Linked DNA regions of Homo sapiens: all the other regions are linked to region 3. The links are chromatin contacts, found by Hi-C or POLR2A ChIA-PET in ENCODE. All regions are on one chromosome and are shown on one strand. Each heading gives the region's core, a stretch centred on a gene start or an enhancer-like site at or near the end of the contact. The rest is flanking DNA. Distances are from core to core; before and after follow the strand shown.

Evidence for each region. Hi-C counts contacts between places; a loop is a spot of excess contacts on that map. ChIA-PET counts read pairs that join two places held with the same protein, here RNA polymerase II (POLR2A). Pooled maps may share reads with other maps.
Region 1: a map of B cell shows a loop between it and region 3 (25-fold over the local background). The contact joins the promoter of EMX1 here to the promoter of CYP26B1 in region 3. A Hi-C loop is called at or near these places in 2 of 168 maps with a recorded cell type or tissue (B cell and naive thymus-derived CD4-positive, alpha-beta T cell), 13 of 37 single-sample maps with no recorded cell type and 12 of 50 pooled maps.
Region 2: a loop to region 3 is called in a map of ascending aorta, with 2.7 times the contacts of the local background. The contact joins the promoter of ZNF638 here to the promoter of CYP26B1 in region 3. A Hi-C loop is called at or near these places in 1 of 168 maps with a recorded cell type or tissue (ascending aorta) and 4 of 50 pooled maps. POLR2A ChIA-PET finds 5 or more read pairs at or near these places in 2 of 52 experiments (AG04449 and BJ).

What each region holds. Positions count from the first base shown.
Region 1 is chr2:72,916,122-72,920,540 of GRCh38, forward strand. It overlaps EMX1 (empty spiracles homeobox 1), which reads left to right and starts at 1,398. Exons shown (of 3, transcript NM_004097.3): 1 at 1,398-2,251. The coding sequence starts at 1,732. RefSeq lists silencers at 1-53, 1,194-1,613, 1,684-1,803 and enhancers at 145-762, 763-1,379.
Region 2 is chr2:71,328,958-71,333,039 of GRCh38, forward strand. It overlaps ZNF638 (zinc finger protein 638), which reads left to right and starts at 2,825. Exons shown (of 28, transcript NM_014497.5): 1 at 2,825-2,918. RefSeq lists enhancers at 2,418-3,105, 3,106-3,791 and a silencer at 2,625-2,834.
Region 3 is chr2:72,146,100-72,150,297 of GRCh38, forward strand. CYP26B1 (cytochrome P450 family 26 subfamily B member 1) reads right to left here and starts at 1,763. Exons shown (of 6, transcript NM_019885.4): 1 at 1,532-1,763. The coding sequence starts at 1,735. RefSeq lists enhancers at 439-961, 1,151-1,652.

The DNA.
Region 1 (4,419 bases), core at 148-2,647, 770 kb after region 3:
GGGGGCTTTTCGGAGCAGTCGAGTGGAAAATAGACTTTAACCCGCTTTGTGGCGGCCGGGGCGCCCTGAGCGCTCTCCAAACCACGGCTCCCGGCGCTCAGGCGGGCCGCTGCCAAGACCCGGCCTGGAGTCCCCGCAGAGTTGCGCGGCGCACGGACCCCGTGGCCTTGGGGCGTCAGGAGGCCCAACCCAGATCTGCGCGCCCAGGCAGCGCTCAGGCCGCTAGAATGGACCCCGGCAGCGGCGAGGAAGCGGAACTCTCTGCGGCTCCCTCTCCGCAGTGCGCCGGCAAGGTCCAGGTCCCAGCCTCCCCACCGCCGCCCGCGCCCTCCTAGGCCTCGGAGCGGCGCCTTTCTGCGGCCTCGAAGGTGGGGTGGGAAAGTTTGGGGAGTCCCGGCTCTCACAGCCTGTCGTGAGAACTGCCCCCGGGGAATTCGTCCGCCGTACGGAAAAACTGGCCGGAGCAGAGTCGTCCGCGGTTCCGCGGTCGCGGGTGGAAGGTGAAGGTCGAGGGAGGTCAGGCTGCTTCTGCGTGTCCTGACGGCTGGCGTGTTCTCTTGAGATGGGCTCGGGCTACTTGGCCAGCTTCAATTTAAGCCACAGTGTCTCCGAGGCCCTGACCTGGTCCGGCCCGCCGACACTTGAGCCCCCAGAGCCTCAGAGAAGGCGAGGGGGTGGATCTCCCAGTGCCGAGGCCCGCCGTCCTGGTCCAAGCCGGTCGCGGCACCGTGTCTGGGCACTGGAGCTGCTTCCAGCCCCGCGAACAGCTGGAGGGTGGCAGTGGGACCGCTCCGGCGGCTTCTCCCGCGCAGTGCCCCGCCTGGCCCCTTGTGAAGGGAGTGAGCGTCCCCTTTCCAGAGCTGTCCCCCGTGACATCCAGAAAACGCGAAACCTCAGGAACAAGGTCGCAGCTTCAGACCGCGGCCCAGGAGGCCGATGGTGGGTGAGTGGGAGAGTCCCGGAGAGCAGGGGGGCAGAGAGCTGGTTTTCGGGAAAACCAATGTGTTGGACCCCAAACATCCACCCTCCGCTCGGATCCAAGTTCTCTGAGAACTGAAACGACATCCCGGGACGAATGGGAGAGTTAGGCTGAGCTACACACCGGGGAGGGGAGGGTTGGAGTTTAGCCCCAAGCCCTTCGGACGCCTTCTTCGGCTCCCGCGTGGGTTGAGACGGCGGCACGGCCACCAGACTCAGCTAAAGGGCGGAGTCGCGAGGAGAAGCCAGTGGCGAGGGGAGGAGGAGGCCTGGATCTCCCCGCGAAGGCTCCAGTCCGGCTTTTGCCTCCGACTGCGGGCTCCCTCCCCACCCGCCGTCCCTCGCCCCGCCCCGCCCCGCCCCCCACCTTGGGGCAGGTGAGCGGCGGCCAATGGGCGAGCGCGGGGCAGGTGCCCGCTAACTCGCGCCTCGCAGCGCTGGGCGGCCGGGGCTGGGCAGGGCAGTGCGGGGACACCGGGGGCTGGGGTCGGTCCCAGCGGGACTCCGAAAGGAGGGAGACGAGCTCAACCCTCGGGCCTTACTGGCAGCTCGCAGCCTAGCACGGAGCCCGCGCCTGTGCGGGCGCCTGGAGCTGCCCGCTCCGCCGCAGCAGCCGCCGCGCCTGGCCGTACGCTGTGGCCGGACCCCGCGGTCGCTCGCTCACACACCCCTCGCCGCTCCGCGCCTGGCTCGCCCGCGGGGGCCGAGCGCGAGCGGGCGGGCGGGGGAGGTGAGGGGTGCGGGCGGGTGTGCATGTGCCTGGCTGGGTGCACACCCCGCAAGGCGGCGGCGCCAGGACGCGGAGCGCTCCCCAGAGCCCGGCTGCCTCGCACAGCTCCCGCGGCTGCGACCATGTTCCAGCCCGCGGCCAAGCGCGGCTTTACCATAGAGTCCTTGGTGGCCAAGGACGGCGGCACCGGCGGGGGCACTGGCGGCGGGGGCGCGGGCTCCCATCTCCTGGCGGCGGCCGCCTCCGAGGAACCGCTCCGGCCCACGGCGCTCAACTACCCTCACCCCAGCGCGGCCGAGGCGGCCTTCGTGAGTGGCTTCCCTGCCGCGGCCGCCGCGGGCGCGGGCCGCTCGCTCTACGGTGGGCCCGAGCTCGTGTTCCCCGAGGCCATGAACCACCCCGCGCTGACCGTGCATCCGGCGCACCAGCTGGGCGCCTCCCCGCTGCAGCCCCCGCACTCCTTCTTCGGCGCCCAGCACCGGGACCCTCTCCATTTCTACCCCTGGGTCCTGCGGAACCGCTTCTTCGGCCACCGCTTCCAGGGTGAGTGTCCACGCTGTGCCCGCCGAGGCGGCCGGCCGGCGCCCGTGCTGCGGCGATGCGGGGGAGGCTCGGGGGCGCGCGGGGCTGTTTAGAAGTTACTGCCGGGAAGGCTGCAGGTCCGCGGAGGTAGATTCCCAGGCAGGGAAGAGCTGTGCGGCATCCACCCGCGCCTTCGCCGCGTAGGTCTCCCTCCCAGGAAAGCAGGTGGAGACCTCCAGGCTTTTCTAGAAAATATACCAGTTCGGACGCAAGCCCAGGCGCGTCCTCGGAGCCTGTGCTGGCCCTCGCCACAGCCTGCCCAATTCTCTCTCCCAGCTGAGCCAGTCTCAGACCAGAGTACAACTCCTCCCGCTCTCCCTCCGCCCGGCTTAACCTCGCACCACGCTTCTCTCGCAAGTCCACCACCACCTCCGAGACCTCAGCCTTCGCTGGCGCGTCCGGGCGGGGGAAAGTCCATTCGCGTGCCCCAGCTCTGGGGGAAGCAAGGGCAGCAGGGAGGGCGAATCGGAGAGTTAATGTTCAGTGTGGAGGGCCTGGCTGTCTTGGGATGTTTCTCGGCAACCTTGGCCCGACTTCTCCAAGTCACACGTGCCTCTCCTACCCAAGGTGGGGAAGGTTTGCAGTAAGCAAACTGGCTTCCGCCGTTGCTCGCCGCCTTCGGGAGGGAGCCCACCCGGCTGCTGGAATACCGAGGACAGTTTTCCCGGGCAGGGGGCGGGGGCAGAGGGCTTTTAAGGTCGTAGCCAGTCCGAACCCCGGAGTTTGCATCCAGCAATCGGCTTGCTAATAAAGATCCTCCACTGGCCCTACACACACACACACACACACACACACACACACACACACGTTTCAATTATTTGTCTTTCCCGGAGAAAAGAGAGTTGCATTTGTTGGAGTTCGTTTTCTTCCTTGAAATTTGTTGGAGTTTGTTTTTTTCTTTTCTTTTTTTTTAAATTTTATTTTAAAGAGTGGCCTTGATTTGTACAGGCATCACTTTAGTTTCCAGTTTTATTTTGTTAGTGTAGACCAGACCACAGCCTTGTGAGAAGGGTCTATGGCTCAGAGCTAGGTAACCCGGCTTTTAGAGAAACAAATGAAAGGGACATGGCTGGAGCTTCGGCTCCAGGAGCTAATGTGACGGTCTGTAGTCTAGGTCTACAGTCAATTAGATGTTTGGCACAGTTGTTTAGATAATAAAATGAAAATTATCTCTTGACACTTTGACTTTCACAGAAAACCGCTTTCCCAGGTCCCGATTTGTCAGGCAATTTTTTCAGTCCCACCTGGCCAATAGATGCTGACCTGGCAGATACCACAAAACCAGAGAATGTAATTACTAGAATAAGAATTGTTGTGGGTAGCCTTGCCTCCTCTTTGAAGATTTCAAAGACTTGCCCAAATCCAAATCCGAAAAAACAAAAATGCTACAATGTCATCTGCCTTGGGCAAGAGTTTCTGCCACTTAAAAATAAATGTTTACTGATAACATGAGGATATCTTTAAAATTGAGCAATCTACCCTGGTCCTCCGTGGGCTCGATCCGAAGCCTGGGTCTCGAAACCTGGCGCCCAGGGGCCGAGTTGTAGTTGGGGCGGTGTGTGAGCCCGCGGGCCGCCGCGGCCGAGGGGCTGGCGGGTTGGAGGCTTGTGGAGGGATAGGGGCTCGGAGGAGAGGGCGGGGTCGTTCCTAAGTCCTGTGGCCTCCAGCCGTTCAGCTTGTCCGGAGTCGGCATCCTGGGCCGCACCCTCGGCTTCGAATCCAGCCCCTGACGCCCTCCGCACCGCGGTTCCTGCCTCCGGGCGCCGAGGGCCGGGGGCGCCTGGAGAGAAATCCAGCTCCGGCTCTGAGCGTCTCCAGTCAGGCGAGGCGGATAAATCCTTCGCAAAACCCTCTTGGAAATTGCCGCCGCTTCCTGAGCCATCAGTCCCAGCGGGTACGTTATCGAGTAGCACAAACAGTTGGATTTTTCCCTCAAGAACCGAGTCTGGACGCGGAGATGGAGCCAAGTGTGGCTGCATTTTCGGACCCGGAAATCCGTTGGGCACTGAAGGACTTTTCGAACCCTGTAGCGCTGTTGCTTCGCGGTCCATCGTCGCCGCTGCAGACGGATGCGCTCCCCGGCGGCTCTACGCCCTCCAGTCCCGGCCAGGCCTCTGGGCTGGGAGCCG
Region 2 (4,082 bases), core at 1,575-4,074, 820 kb before region 3:
GACAAATATATAGTGAGAGCTACCTCCTGATAAGAGACAATCACTTCACTAGAAATATGCACAAATAATATGAAAAAGAGTTTTTTTAAATGAAGAAATACACATGGCTCCTGCCAAAGCCTGGGCACGGGAGCCTGGCTGGGAGTTCACCCTCGGCCCCTTTGTGTTGCCAGTTTATTATCACCAGATAAAACAGTTAAATGGAGACTTAAAAAAAAAAAGAAAGAAATACACCTGGCTAGTAGATATGAAAAGATGCTTGACAGTGACACACACACACACACGCACACACACACATACACACCATCAGAGTCATTCATTCTTTCAAGAAATATTTGCTGATTTTCTACTGCGTACCAACTATCATTCTCTGTATTGGAAATAAAGCAGTGAAGAAAACAGACAAATATCCCTGACCTCAGGGAGCTTACATTTCTAGTGGAGGAAGATGGAAAAGAAACAAATAAATAAATTATTGGTATATCAGAAGGTGATAAGTGCTGTGCAAATAAATAAAGCCATATAAGGGGCCCACATAAAGGAAATGAAAGAAATTTCATAAGTTACTTTGCCTAACTCTAGGGAAATGTTTGAAAATCTAGATGAAATGGATGCTTTTCAAGCAAAATATAAATTACCAAATTCATTGTGGAAGAGAGAGAAATTCTTATCCAACTAAATATCATAAAGTATCAAGAGAAAATTAGAGAAGAACAACTCTCAGAAAAAGCACCAAACAAGATATTTCAAAGGTGAATTATTTCAAACTTTAAAGAACAGGTAAGTCCAATGATATTTAAAGTATTTCAGGTTTGAGAAAGAAGTGAGTTTGTAGGGAAATGGTTATTTTCTTTTTTTTTTTTTTTTTTTTTGAGACAGAGTCTGACTCTGTCACCCAGGCTGGAGTGCAGTGGCGTGATCTCGGCTCACTGCAACCTCTGCCTCCTGGGTTCAAGTGATTCTCCTGCCTCAGCCTCCCGAGTAGCTGGGATTACAGGCGTGCACCACCACAGCCAGCTAATTTTTATATTTTTAGTAGAGATTGGGTTTCACCATGTTGGTCAGGCTGGTCTTGAACTCCTAACCTTGTGATTCACCTGCCTCAGCCTCCCAAAGTGCTGGGATTACAGGCATGAGCCACCTTGCCCTGCCTATTTTCTTACATATTTAGTGGAAGTGACACTTTGTAGAAACTTTTTGGGAAGTTTTTCTACAACACCTATTAAAATTAAATGTATGTACACACATATACATTTAATCTAGCATTCCCACTATGATGATTCTAGCCTTTAGAAATTAAAGCATAATTTGGTAAGTCTTTGTATACAGCAGTGTTTGCAGTAGCAAAAAGACTGGAAACAACTTCAGTGTTCAACAACAGGCTGAATAATTGCTGAGGCAGCTATACTATGAATATTATACAATTATTTAAAAAAGGATTATATGGTTTACTTGGAGAAATGTCAGTAATCAGAAAAGCAAATAGCTAATGTGTGAAAAAAGAAAACATTTCCTGTTACATGCAAATAATGTGTTTGTATGAATATAAAGAAATGTATGGAAGGAAACTTATCAAATGTTAACATGGGTTATTTGGTGTTTAGGGGGAGCTTGTTGGCTTTTTCTTTGTTGTTTTTGATTTGTTGTCCCTAGCAGGATTTTTGGTTTGAAATGAAAATCCGATAAGATATCTTTTTAAAACGACTTTTCTTTTTAGTCTTTCAAATGCTTGTTTTAATGTGAATAAAAGAAATGCATTTGCTTGAGTGCTAGGTAAAACCGATGTGTGAGACTCAGGGTGGGTGGTGTGATTTGTGTGGTATGCATACGGCAGGGCTTGTAGCTTTACCAGATTTTGAACAATGACTGGGTTTTCATATTGGTGTAGTACAGCCACCTCGAGAAGATAAAACATTGCATAACACAGTTCTTTAACGTCTGTCATCCCAAGGTTTTCCATGGGTAAAATGGAGATTACAAATATCTACCACACAGATAGGGCTTTTTATTGTGAAATGACAAAAGGATTTTCAGAGTGTTAAAGTTTTAGCTGAATAGCTTTGGTTGAATTCTACTTTACAGTTTTGAGTAGCTATGACACACATCATTGCCATAGGGATCAAAAGGTGCAAGGTGACAGGATAAAAGCAGGCAAAATCTTGACCATACAAAGCATTATATTAACGTGCTAGGCGCGAATATAACCTGTTATAATATAATGTTGTTATTATTATTTGAGATGGAGTCTCACTCTGTTGCCCAGGCTGGAGTGCAGTGGTGCAATCTTCCCTCACTGCAACCTCCGCCTCCCGGGTTCAAGCAATTCACCTGCCTCAGCACCCCCTAGTAGCTGGGACTACAGGCGCGCGCCACCGGCTATTTTTTGTGTTTTTAGTAACGGGGTTTCACCCTGTTGGCCGGGCTGGTCTCGAACTCCTGACCTCAGATGATCCACCCACCTCGGTCTCCCAAAGTGCTGGGATTACAGGCGTGAACCACCGCGCCTGGCCATATAATGTTATTATTGAAGGCACAAATGATCAGGGAAGACTTCATGAAGGAGGTGAGACAATATAGGTCTTAAAAGGATGAGCGGTTTGGAGAGGACAGGCACAGAACCAGCAAAAGAGTGAAGACGGCGCTGGAGTTTTTTTTTTTTTTTGCCGCACGCCTTCGCCGCCACCACGCGGGAGCGCCCCTTCCGGGAGCCCGCTCCGCCCGGCTCTTCTCGGGCTTCGGGCGAGCGCGGTGCCAGCGGTACGCAGGCGCCGGGAGCCTACGAGGGCTCGCAGGAGCTGGGAGGCGCGCATGCGTGCAGCTCTTTGGAGGCGGTAGCGTTTTCGGCGTCGAGACTGGAGGCTGAGTGCTAAACTGTGTGGGGCGCGGATGGGATCCAGCTGTTAGTCGGGTAGGCATAGGTAGGACCGCTGCCCTGTGGGGAGTAGGGGGTTGGAAGGCGGAGGCCGGTATCGTGGGGGTCCTGAGCCCTTCCTGTGAGATCCGGGCCGACTATTGTATCTGTGTCGCAGCGGCTCCGCACAAAATGGCGGCGGGCAGACGGCGGGGGCGGGAGGAGGTTGGGGGACCCCCGGGATGGGAAGGGAAGCTGTGCTGTGCTGCCCTGCTCCGTCGTTTATTCACTTCGCTACCCGGGAGGGCCCGTCCGGGTACTCGTGAAGGACCCTGCCTCGAGAAGAGCTGCCTGACGCCGTTGCACTGGGCCGAGGATCGTGAAGAGCCCTTTGGCGAGGCCGAGGCGGCCCCTTCCCCAGCAGCGCCCGGCCTGCCGAGGCTGCGCTGGGCCTGACAGCCGAGGAAGCGGTGGTGAGGGAATGCCGAGCAGGGAGGAAGCGTTCCCGTCGGGCCCGAAGAGGCGGTGGAGTTTGAGCCGAGCCCTCTGACCAGCGACATTGTGCAAGAAGCGTGGAGAGAAGAGCGTGTTTGTGTTTGGGGTTGGGGAGGGGGTGTCGGGATGAAGGAGGGAATGTTAGGATCCAGCGGCTTTTCCGGGCTGGTGTTCTGTGCTGCGTAGTGCAGGTATGAAACCAAAGAAAATATCACCTCTGTGGGAGACTGAGGACTCATAAATGGTTGTGATACCTAACAGTATTTCCAAATTTCTCAGAGGAATTGTGAAAACAGAACGTTAGTGAATTGTTTTTGTGTGATTCTTAGCTTGGGCCCCGTTCTCTTAAAGGAAGGGGGAATGTATATATCACAGACTGGAATCCTTGAGAACGTTTGAAATAGATCTTTTGTTGTTTGAGGTAATTGTTAATGAGGGATACTTCAGTATTACAAAATCATGGATTGAGCTATAGAGTGAAGGCTACCTGAAGCTAATTTTTCTTAATCTTAAAATTTGTCCTTAGGCGAAGTTTGGGGCCAGGACCAGAAATTGTAGTAGTTTAAAGGAGTCCCGATGAAAAACTTGTCACCAGGATCCAGCGATTTATGTTCAAGTACTTTTTCCAACGAGCTCTGGAATTTTGCACAAAAAATTTTCTGCTTTTTCCCCTCATTTGTTGTAAAGGATTATTTTTTCAGGGATGTTGTGCTTGCTGGTTCAGATTTACAATTAA
Region 3 (4,198 bases), core at 513-3,012:
CAGGTTGGACGCTGACCCCCAGGGGCTCTTGTGGGATTCGGAGAAAAGGTCATGGGGACCTGAGGGGGGGCAGAGAGGTCAGGAAACGAAGTGGGGGTGGGTGGTGACAGACCGTGGATTCAGCAGACTGGCTCTAAAAGGCGGGAGCCGTTGCCCAAGTTATTTTATTTCCTAAATTCGCGGCCCAAAGCCTAGAGCACCGCTGCAGTTGACACTTTAAGTGTGGTGGCGAGGGAAAGGCTCTGGGGATTTCTTTGCGGGGGGTGGGGGGGTGATACATCCATTGGTTGAAAGGACCCCCACCTCATTGCACGAACAACCCCAAAAAGAGATGGGCCTAATCCGGGACGTGGAAAGACCACAGGGCAGAGGAACTTCGAACCCCCTCCCCGCCCCCGCTCCGCTGTCACTCGTCCCGGGGCAGGGTGAGTGCGTGTGTGCGCGAGCGCGCGGATTGCACGCGTCTGTTAATTTCAAGCCAAGCTTTCGCACCTGTAAACCCACAGGTCGCAGCGCTCACCTTTCGCTTCACCTCTCTAGTGCGGGGATTGTCAGTTTCAGGACATCCCTGCTTCCCCTAACAGAACAAACGCGCGTACACACAAATACACCTCCCGCAGTTACTGCAGAGGCGCTCCGCTCCCCCACCCCAAGAAGAAAACCGGTGTGTATCACATTGCAAAAGCGATTGTCTGGCACTTGATGAGGTGAACTCCAGGTTAATCTCCCCATTACCTACCTGGGTCTGGTCCCTGACGCGCCTCACCCCCGTTATCACCAGCAGAGTGGGGTTGTGCGGCATCTAACAAGCACACACGCACTCTCTCTCTATGGATCCCACACTCACCTCTCCCAAGTTTCCCTCTCCTGCCAAACTGTCCCCACCCAATAAGTAAATAGACCCTTTTCCCCGAAAGCCTAGAGCCCTGGATTCTCATTTTTCCTTGGGTTACCTTCTTCCTCTTCCACCACAAAACAGACACACTCGCGCGGACCGCGGACCAGGGACACTGTACCTGGCGCTGCCGACGGCGCCGCAGGAACACAGTTTTAAATCGGCAATTCAAGCTGCCACCAGCCCCCTCCTCTCCCGACTCAATTTTCGGCTCCCAGCGACACAGCCAACCCCAGAAAGCCGAGGGCGACTGGGGGCTTGCAGCACCGAGGGGAGGCGAAAGCGGCTCAGGACCGGACCCTCCCCCGGGACCGCGCCTCGCTAGGCGCCCCCGGGGCGCTCCACGCCCCCTGCCAGGCCAGCCGCGACCCAGGCAAGTCCATCTTGGGAGCCCCCTCAGGTCCGGGAACCCCTCTTACCAGCCCCCTGAACCTGCGCCGCGGGCGCCAGTGGTCCCGGAACCGCGCTGCCGGCGGGCTGGGGAAGCCCGGGCTGCTGCGGCAGAGAGGAGGGAAGGGGCGGGGCGGGGACCAGTGCCTTCAGGCTCCCGGCGCCCCCTGGCCGGCCCGCCGCTCCGTCTGCCCCGCGCTCGCAGCTAGCGGACCCCGGAGTGCAGCGGAGCGAGCGCGCCCTTACCTGCAGCAGCCAGTGGCCGGTCTCTCCGATGAGCGGGAAGCCCATGGATCCCTTGGGGATGGGCAGCTTGCAGCTCTTGTCGCGAGTGGCGGCCCAGCGCAGCTGCCACAGCTGCTGCGACACGGCCAGCAGCAGCGTCACGGACACCAGGCACGCGGCGAGGGTGGCCAGCGCCGACACCAGATCCAAGCCCTCAAAGAGCATGTTGGCGGCCGCTCGGGGGATTGGCTGTGCCGGCCGCGGCGGGGGAGGGGAGGGCCCGACGGGAGGGGACCGGAGCGGCGGGGGAGGGGAGGCTGCGGCCGGGGGTCCTGGCACCTCCAGCCGAAACAGAGAAGGAGGAAGGGGCCAAGGGAAAGGGAGTGGAGGCTGCGAGGGGAGCGGAGAGAGGGAGGAAAAAAATTGCCTAAAAGAAGAGAGGAAACACGAGGCGACTGGGGTGCAACTTTGTTTGTTTGTTTGTTTGTTTGTTCCTTTATAGCGGGCTTAGGGGCTGCTCAAGGGGTGGTGAGATGAAGCCGTGAGTCAAGCTGGTGGGTTTGCTCTCCCCGCTACCATCACACTCGGAAAACTTTGGAAAACTTTGTCCAGAGGGAGCCTCTCTCTCGTAAGCCCCTTCCCCTGCTCGGAAAAAAAGAAGGGGGCAGAGAGCTAGCAGAGAGAAAGTGCGGTCGATTTGTCAAAAGTATTGCAGTATGGCCCCAAAATTCCTAGGTGAAAAAAAGAAAAAAAGAAAAAATTCCTGAATCCAAAAATTCCAACGAACCCAGAAACTTTGGGGGCGAGGGAGAAAGCTCCCTGGCTGAGGCGAGTGGAGAGGCCGGAGCCTAAAAGTCCCTGGGCTGCCCGGGGCGGCGCGCTCGAGCCCCAGAGCCGCCGCAGCACCCCCGAGGCAGGAGCGGCGGGCGAGGCGGCGAGGCGGGCGCTGCGGCCCGAGCGCGGGTGCGGAGCCGGCGGGCCGCGGCCGGGACGGGACGCAGCCGGCGACAGAGCCCCGGGCGGGCGATGGGGCGGCGGCGGCGGCGGCGGCGGCGGCGGCGGCGGCAGCGGGCGGGAGGGGTGAGGCGGGGTGGGGTTGGGGGAGGAGGTGGAAAACCCGAGCTGGGCTATTGTATCAATTAAGAAAAGGCAGTCCGTCCCGGGACGCGGTCTCTCGGCTCTGGAGTTGCTGCTGGGGGAAGAAATGGGGAAAAAAGAAAGGAAGGCAAAAGGAATGAAAGAGGGGGAAAAGCAGGAGGCAGGATTTCAGGGCTGGTGGTTTTAAAAGCTTCTCTCAATGTGAATTTGAGTCCAAAGCGAGGCGATGCGTGTGTTTATATAGAGGCGGGAGGCTGCGCCGTGGGCGCCCCGCCAGCACCCCCCCGCCCCAACCCGCGCGCTCACAAAGCCGGAGGCGTGGTGAGAGGCCGGGCCCGCGGCCGGAGCTGGAGAGCGCAGCCCGGCCTCCCGCCCCGCCCCGGCCGCCCGCCGCCCGCCGCCCGCAGCCCGCCCGGGACCCACTTGTAGCCGCCGCAGGATCAAACTCAGTTCACCTCTCGCCTCCTCTTCTTTCTCGCCGGCGTCTCGCTGAGCCCAGCGCCTACAGACGGACGAGATGAGACACACGCGCGCGCACCTACGCGCACACACACACAACACACACGCGCACACACACAACACACACACCTCCGCACACACGGTGCGCACTCGCTTAGTGCCTGCTTGGCTTCTAGGCTCCTTCCCTTCCTCTTTTCCTCCTTCCCAGGTCAGCGGTCCCCTCCTCCAGCTCCGAGCAGTCCCTCCTGGGCCGAAGCCCCGGCAGCGGAGGTCCTGGCCGGACTGCCCCCTCGACTGGCAGGCGCCCAAAGCCCTCGAAACTGTGCCTTAGGGTCCCGAGCTTCCAACCCCCGGGATCCCGCTGGCTCTTATCTCCAGGGACCCCTGAGTTACCAGTCCCAATCCCCCTAAGCCAGATCCCCCATTCCCGATCCCTATATCCTCACACCTCCGATGCTAAGGTCCGCCCCCGCCATATGTCTCTTACCCTACGGAACCTGGAGGTTCTCCTGTCCCCGTCAGCGTCCCAGGCTGCTGACTCTGCAGCCCCTCCTTTCCTGCACATTGGGACCCCCCTCCCCTGCTTTTGTAGTCCCCCTCCACCGCCCGCAGCGTCGGGGAACCCCGATACTGGTCCGGCAAGTGTCCTGCGCGGGGACAAACGCGGCGGCCCCGGTACCCAGAGGCGGGAGAAGACGGGCACAAACGTTCATTGATACAAATGAGTAAATAAACATGCTGGGTGAGCACGGCCACCTTCTCAGCGCTGGCAGCAGAGGGCCCGGCGCGCGTGCCTGTGTACGGTGTGCGTGTGGCCCGGGGCCGCACCTGTGTGTTCGCGCGCGTGGCCTTGCGTCGGCCCGACGTCTGAGGAGCGACGTGGTATGTCTGTGGGTTTGTGTATTCTTTGTAGAGCCATGAGTGTGTCTGCGCATCCGTGCATCTGTCATCTGGCCTCTCCTCCTGCGAGCCTGTGTTAACATGGAGCTGCGTACAGCAACCCCGACATTGGTCTAGCTAATGTCTGCCCCTCTCTCTCCCGTGCATCCTGCTTCCCTCAGCCCCCCTTGGCTCTGGCGTTCACTCTCACACTCCCGGAGCCAGAGTCGATATCCCATCTTTAGTTTAGAG